Regions from separate parts of the Homo sapiens genome. Here region 2 is linked to region 1. A link is an interaction called in ENCODE POLR2A ChIA-PET data of the cell type or tissue named here. Cell type or tissue: endothelial cell of umbilical vein. All regions are shown on one strand.

What was found. ChIA-PET counts read pairs that join two places held together with the same protein. Peaks named below come from ENCODE experiments on the same cell type or tissue, not always from the same donor. Only the 100,000 strongest peaks of a DNase experiment are listed, where the experiment ranks them.
Region 2: POLR2A ChIA-PET joins it to region 1 with 9 read pairs; 3 of 35 experiments call an interaction of 5 or more read pairs at or near these places.

Annotation. Positions count from the first base shown.
Region 1 is chr17:78,598,577-78,602,576 of GRCh38, forward strand. No RefSeq gene overlaps it. Among named protein-coding and RNA genes, the nearest start is that of DNAH17, 23 kb to the left of the region's middle. In endothelial cell of umbilical vein, no CTCF peak of the experiment used is centred here; a DNase peak (open chromatin) is centred at 1,955.
Region 2 is chr17:78,436,963-78,440,962 of GRCh38, forward strand. DNAH17 (dynein axonemal heavy chain 17) reads right to left here. Exons shown (of 81, transcript NM_173628.4): 73 at 2,128-2,255; 74 at 679-906. Among named protein-coding and RNA genes, the nearest start is that of DNAH17-AS1, 46 kb to the right of the region's middle. RefSeq lists an enhancer at 168-796. In endothelial cell of umbilical vein, no CTCF peak of the experiment used is centred here; no DNase peak of the experiment used is centred here.

The sequences.
Region 1 (4,000 bases):
AGGCTGGAGTGCAGCGGCGCGATCTCAGCTCACTGCAAGCTCCACCTCCCGGGTTCATGCCATTCTCCTGCCTCAGCCTCCCGAGTAGCTGGGACTACAGGCGCCCGCCACCACGCCCGGCTAATTTTTTTTTTTTTTGTATTTTTAGTGGAGACGGGGTTTCACCGTATTAGCCAGGATGGACTCGATCTCCTGACCTCGTGATCCGCCCGCCTCGGCCTCCCAAAGTGCTGGGATTACAGGCATGAGCCACCGCGCCTTGGCCGTGTTCTTCTTTTCAAAGGCGTTTTGGTTAGCCTAGGTCCTTCACATTTCCATAGCAATCTTAGAATCAGATTGTGAATTCCTATTTTTAAAAAATTATCTACTGGCATATTTGTCGGGACTGCAATAAATCTGTAGATCAACTTGGGGAGAACTGACATCTTTACAATATTGAGTCTTCTGATCCGTGAGCATGGCGTATCTCTCCGTATATTTAGGTCTTTGAAATTTTCTCTTAACAAATGTTTGCAGCTTTTAGTCAATAAATTGCTACCCAGCAGATATTTAAACACACACACACACACACACACACACACACACACACACACACTCCACTTCTGTAATGCCAAGATAATGTCTTAACAATGAATGAGAAAATAACTACTTTTGAAGCAAATTCTTCCTACAGATCACACTGTTTTGAAAATAGATGTTGGGAAGTATCTCTATGGTTATACTGTTTTTGTTGCCGAATATGATCTAACTCTTTCACTTATTAGAAACTCTCATATTTGTATACTTTCAATCATGTTGTTACTTCTTTAGAAATCCTCAAGGGCTAGTACCATTTGTTTACAAGAAAACCTGACTGACGTGAAGAGAAATGGAAATTTCCTAGTCACATTTCAGGGGAAAAATCATTGCATTATTGGTAGCTGAAAATGAACAGTGAATACCATGATGTAATCAACAGAGCGAATGATGTAACTCTATCCGTGGGGTCTTATTGGGATTCAGCAAGCTGTGATAAGACCATATGGTGCACAACTAGAAAGCTCTTTTTGTTCATGGCAGCAGCTACCAAAATATCCCAGAGGGGAGAGCTAGCCCCCCCCACCTCCAATCTCACAGCCAGATGATCATAAAGCAAGGCTCGGAGCAGAGTCTACCACACAAAATGGCATTTATTATACAAACAGTAATCAGCAGAGCAGGCACCAAACATTCATATGTCCTGCAAGCATGACCGACATCTAAAGTTTGTCCCATAGGTGCCCTGAAAGTGCACATGGGCACCCAGCAGGATCTCCTTTTTTTTTTTTTTTTTTTTTTTTGAGACGAAGTCTCACTTTTTCACCCAGGCTGGAGTGCAATGGCACAATCTCAGCTCATTGCAACTTCCACCTCCCGGGTTCAAGCGATTCTCCTGCCTCAGCCTCCCAAGTAGCTGGGATTACAGATGCCCACCACCACGCCCAGTTAATTTTTTGTAGAGACGGGGTTTCACCATGTTGATCAGGCTGGTCTTGAACTCCTGACCTCAGGTGATCCACCCACCTCGGCCTCCCAAAGTGCTGGGATTATACTGCAATCTCACTGCCTCTGGTCAGCGTCATGCTGTGGGAATCCCCCAGTACCCCTGGCTGGACAAAGGACCTCCTAGGACTCCTGCTGCAGCCACCCCTAAGGGGTGAAGGGTGCAGGCCGGGGGGACTCTTCCACCCTGTCTGCGCAGGGGCAGGGAAGGTCTCCAAACCACAGCGGACTCACATACCCTGGTGGTCATTAGCCAGTCTCTAATCTCAACAATAGAAAAGAAGCTATTTTTGACACCCTTTTGGCAAAGTGCCGGTTGCAAATGGGGATGCCAATAGCAGGACTTGTAGTCACCACCTCGAGAGGGTGGCTCTTTCTGATAAAACGCCGGCTGACCACCTGGCCTGTGCCTATGAGAGTGCAAGTAAGTCAATGACTAATTCGTCAAGTTAAAGCTTCAACCTTCTCACATACATGACATCACACTAATGATGGTGGGGTGTTTTCGAGTGAATTACAGACATTGTAATTGACACATTTAATTTCTTACAGTCACTTTCCTCCTCTGCCAGCTATTCAAGCCAAAAAGCGAATCTACTGTGAATTTTAGAATGACTGCCAAGAAACACAAAAGTACAGCCCTGGAGACAATCATGGAGATGAAATGAAATCATAAAATACATAGTCTGGGCCAGGCGTGGTGCCTCACACCTGTAATCCCAGCACTTTGGGAGGCTGAGGCAGGCGAATCACCTGAGGTCAGGAGTTTGAGACCAGCCTGACCAACATGGAGAAACCCCGCCTCTACTAAAAATACAAAAATTAACCGGGCACGGTGGCACATGCCTGTAATCCCAGCTACTTGGGAGGGTGAGGCAGGAGAATTGCTTGAACCAGGGAGGTGGAGGTTGCGGTGAGCCAAGATTGCACCATTGCACTCCAGCCTAGGCAACAAGAGTGAAACTCTGTCTCAAAAAATAAATAAAAATAACCTAGTCTGAAAGAAAGCAGAGAAACAGGGGAAGCGAATGAGAGATGGATGGAACAAGTTGAAAACAAATAGCAAGACAGTAGGTTTACATTCATTCCTATCAATGATTACATTACACAGCCAGGCCTGAGCTGAGAGTGAAGGTGGGGGTGGAGGTGGGGGTCGGGGAGGAGAGATGGGGATGAGAATGAGGATGAGGGAGAAGCTCTTTAGCGGGTGAGAGACTGAAGTTATGATTTAGACCTTTGGACCTTTTTAAAATCATTATTATTATTATTATTATTATTATTATTTTTGAGACAGGGTCTCACTCTGTCACCCAGGCTGGAGTGCAGTGGCATGATCACGGCTCACTGCATCTGTGACCTGCTGGGCTTAAGTGATCCTCCTACCTTAGCCACCTGAGTAGCTGGGACTGCAGGCATGCACCACCATGCCCAGCTAATAGTTTAAAATTTTTTTTGTAGAGACGAGGTCTCATTGTGTTGCCTAGGCTGGTCTCAAACTCCTGAGCTCAAGCAATCCTCCCACCTCAGCCTCCCAAAGTTCTGTGATTATAGGCGTGAGCCACTTCATCCGGCCGACCTTTGGTCCTTTTAATGCCCAAAAATGAGAAATCCTGTGAAGAAACCCACATAGCTGGGAACCTGCCCAAGGTCACACACAGCTTTACTGAAATGGCATCACAGCGAGAACCTGCGAAGGTCCAGGTCGGGAGATTCCAGCGTCATGACCAGGCTTGGTGCTGAAGGACACCCAGGGGCCCACCTTTCTCTGATTCCTAGTAAGGAAAAGTACAGAGTGCCCATGAACTCCAACTTACAAACAGCTGAAAGTCTCCCCTACAAGGCAAATAGAAATGACTGCTGTCAGCAGCAACGCTGATCTAATAGCAACTACATCTCTGGATTTGCAAGACAGATGACACCTGGGGGTTTTAAAGATGGACTGTTTATGGGGTGCGTTCATTCATCACTGTTTCTTCAACACATCACCAACTGCTTGTGAGGTCCTGGGCTGGGGGCTGGGGGAACTTGTTTCTGAAACCCTAAGTGTGTTTATAAAAGAGCAGGAATGTGCCTGCCTAGGGTGGGAGAGGATGGGGCTCCCCAAAGTCATCCAGCTCCGTCTGCTCTTTGTCCACGCAGGTGTCTCACATGCTGGTTCTGACAGTTGTTTCCATGATAGAAGGAATGCCTGGACGAAGGAAGCTTTTCCCCCTTGGAGACATCTAAGCCTGTCTTGAGGGCCCGAGGCATTTGGCTCAGCTCCCTCTCCCAATATGCATGTTGCCCACCAGGGACTTCAAAATCTGAGTGGGGGCAATGCTGGCTCCCAGGCCCCTCCCAGGACCCCTTCTCATCCACCCCGACAAGGTTGAGCAGCCGGGGATTTGCAGAGCCGCAGGGTCTACAGGCGAGGAAGACACCCATGAGCTTCATTAGGGCAAAGGCTTTGCTCCCTCTTGAATCCTGGCACCTGCCACAG
Region 2 (4,000 bases), 160 kb before region 1:
CCCCAGGCAGATGCAGAAGTGGGATCCCAGCCAAGGAGGGTCCTCGAGCCCCAGGTGCCAGGCAGGCCCTCACCCTCCGTCCTGGAGGCAACCAGCAGCCACTACAGCTGTTAGCAGAGGAGGACCGGGCTCCCTAGCTAGCTGTGTTTTGCCAGCTGTTCCTGCTGATGGTGGGTCAGAGGGGGGCTGAAGGCAAGGAAACCTGGTCACAGATCCAGAGCCTCAGCGAGTACAGCAACCCCATCTACCCTGGTTGCCCATAGCCTCCAGCAGTGGGGCTCTGTACTCCCAGGAAAGCTGACCAGCCTCCAGGGAGTACCCCACGGAGCTTGGCCCCATTTCCAAGGACCAGTCATGACGTGTTCCATGCTCTTTAAACACAATGGACAGCATCTACCAGCCCTCATTTGCAGGTTCATAGAACTGATTAAAAACTATGTGTTTCTGCATCTACAGCTTTAAGTAATAAATAGTGCCAGAGCACCTTAAATTATTTGCATTTTTCCGTCTTTTAGAAATACATTGATTTTGACTGCGAGGGGTGTGTGGACAGGGGAAGCCCAGAGGGGAGGTGTCCCCAGAGTTCAGAGCGGTCCTCAGTGGTCCTCGGGGCCCCAAGGGATGGATGCCAGGCCGTGGCATGGGATGGGGAGGCAGCCCGAGCAGGCGTGGCCCTACCTGGGTGAACAGGTCCAGGGCCTTGTGCAAGTTGGCGTGCATGCCCGTGGGGGGCTCGTTGGTGATCTTGATGGCGTTCTCCAGAATGCCCTGGGGGATGATGTGGGTCTCGGGGCTGGGGGCAGGCTCCGCGCTGATGAACACCCGGTAGTCCTCATGGCTGCCCGTGCTGTAGTGCTCCAGCTTCTTGTCCAGTGTTCCCAGCCACCGGGCCACCAGGTGGATATTCTGCAGCCAAGACTAGAGGCTGGTTACACACTTTGCCCAGCTCCTGGCCCACGAGGAGAGACTGGCACGTGGCTATGTTCCCTGGTGAGGGCAGGGCTCTTCTGCCAGCACCCCACACTTGCCTGGTGCTGGCACTGCCCCACCCCTCACCTGTCCACCCTAACCAGGTGCTGGGCATGCCAGGATGTCTTCGGCGAAGCAACTGAGGCCCCAGAATCTATTTTTGTGTTCAATGAATTGCAAACCTCCAGCCTTACGGTGAGTCCTTTGTGTCCTCCCTGGCATAAGGCTGAGATTCTGTGGTCCCCACCCCTCCTCTTGAAGCTGAGGGCTTCCCACCGGGGCCAGGCTTAGCCCTGTGGATTGAGGTCGACACACACTGTAAGACCCGTGGAAGCTGGGACAGGCCCAGAGGCGCTCGAGGACAAGCGGTAGTGAGAAGGGGTCTTGGATGGGCTCCAGGGCTGAGGAGGGGTGGTCGTGCTAGCGTTGAACCAAATGTGCAGAGAGCATCTCCTGGGCGCTCTGGGCTTTGCTGCCTGCCCCAAGTGAGGAGAAGGAGGAGGAGGAGGAGGAGGGAGGAGGGAGGAGGAGGAGGAGATGCTTTTGTCAACCCAGCACTTGTCATCTTTTTTTTTTATTTTTTTGAGATGGAGTCTCACTCTGTCGCCCGGGCTGGAGTGCAGTGGTGCACTCTTGGCTCACTGCAACCTCTGCCTCCCCGGGTTCAAGCGATTTTCCTGCCTCAGCCTCCCAAGTAGTTGAGGTTACAGGCATGTGCCAGCACACTTGGCTAATTTTTGTATTTTTAGTAGAGACAGGGTTTCGCCATGTTGGTCAGGCTGGTCTCGAACTCCTGACCTCAGGTGATCCGCCTGCCTTGGCCTCCCAAAGTGCTGGGCCTACAGGTGTGAGCCACCGTGCCCAACCATCTGTTGTTTAAATAATCTCTGTTTGGGGTACTCTCGTATAAAGCCCAGCTTCCCTCTCACCGTTGAAGAATCCACGCTTTCCTCTGGGCAGTCATGGCGTGCCACACCACCCAGCTGACCCCAGCAGAGCCGACACTGGGGATGCCTCCTCCTTCAGTGGTGTTAGGATTTCCACCCACATTTCTGAATGCAAACTCCACATCCTGCTTCCTTCCGGGCCTTCTGGCCCATCCCCATTGGCCACCTCAGTGCGGGGAGCCCTTACCCTGCAGTGCTGGCCCCCTCGTACCTGCAGAATGACCCAGTGTCCTTTCTCTGCAGCCACGTCCAGGGCGTTCTCAGCCACCACCTCTTGTCCCTGCCCCAGGGACACATTATGGAGTTTTCCATTGTCTATGGTAAACCCTAGTTTTTTTCCTAAAGAAAAGAAAAACAGGAAAAAAACACCACGTAATTAAATGACACAGGTTCAGGCTCTGTGATCTACAGCCAGGAATTCCACATGCCTCCCTCATTTAGTTTCGGTGGTGAAATACACATGACATAAAACTTGCTGTTTTAAAACCCATCTTAAAGCGTACAGTGCACCGACATTCAGTATATTCACAATGCTGTGCAATCATCCGTTTGGTTCTAGAACATTGTCATGGCCCAAGAGGTGGTCCCCATACCCATTAGGCAGTCGCTCCCAATCTCCTCCAGGAGCCACTCGTCTACAGTCTCCTTTGTGTCTCCATGGATTTATCCATTCTGGATATTTCATATCAAGGGAACTGCACAATATGGGGCCTTTGTGTCTGGCTTCTGTCACTGAGCATAGTGTTTTTGAGGTCCATCCACGTTGTAGCATGTATCAGTACTTCACTTTTTTTTTTTTTTTTTTTTTTGAGATGGAGTCTCACTCTGTCGCCCAGGCTGGAGTGCAGTGGTGCCATCTCTGCTCACTGCAACCTCCACCTCCCGGGTTCAAGTGATTCTCCTGCCTCAGCCTCCTGAGTAGCTGGGACTACAGGCGCCCGCCACCACACCTGGCTAATGTTTGTATTTTTAGTAGAGATGGGGTTTCATCATGTTGGCTAGGCTGGTCTCAAACTCCTGACCTCAGGCGATCCACCTGCCTTGGCCTCCCAAAGTGCTGGGATTATGGGTGTGAGCCACTGTGGCTGGCCTCACTTTTTTTTGAGACAGGGTCTCAACTCTGTCACCTAGCCTGAACTCCACTCCCCAAGCTCAAGTGATCCTTCTGCCTTGGCCTCCAGAGTAGCTGGGACCACAGGCATGCACCACTATGCCCAGCTAATTTATAAAATTATCTGTAGAGACAAGCTCTCCCTGTGTTGACCAGGCTGATCTTGAACTCCAGGGCTCAGGTGCTCCTCCTGTCTCAGACTCCCAAAGTTCTGGGACTACAGCTGTGAGCCACTGCACCTGGCCGACTTCATGCTTTTTTTTTTTTTTTTTTTTTTTTTTTTTTGAGACAGGGTCTTACTCGGTCGCCCAGGCTGGAGTGAAGTGGCTTGATCACGGCTCACTACAGCTTCAACCTTTTGGGCTCAAGTGATCCTCCCACCTCAGCCTCACAGGTAACTGGGACTACAGGCGTACACCACCATACCTGGCTACGTTTTCTTGTATGTTTTGTAGAGACGGGGTTTTGCCATGTTGCCAAGGCTGGTCTTGAACTCCTGTGATCAAGCGATCCGCCCACCCTGGCCTCCCAAAGTGCTGGGATACAGGTGTGAGCTACCGCCCCCGGCCTGCTTCACTCTTTTTTAATCGAGGGATACTATTCCACCATATAGAGCCACCATATTCTGTTTATCCACTTATCCATTTGTCAGTTAATGGACATTTGGGTTGTTTCTGCCTTTTGGCTATTATGAATGAACGTCTGTGTAGAGTACTTGCTTGAACACAGATTTAAATTTCCAGTTCTTTTGGGTGTATACTCAGGCGTGGAATTGCTGGCTCTTGTGCCAATTCTATATGTAACTTACTGAGAAACCACCAGACTGTTTTCCACAGCAGCGGCCCCATTTTACATCCGCTCAGCAACCTACAAGGGTCGCAGTTCTCAGGCCTCACAACTCGTGTTATTTTCCTGTTCTTGATCATTGCCATCCTACCGGCGTGAAGCCGCGTCTTGGGTGTGAAGTGGTGTC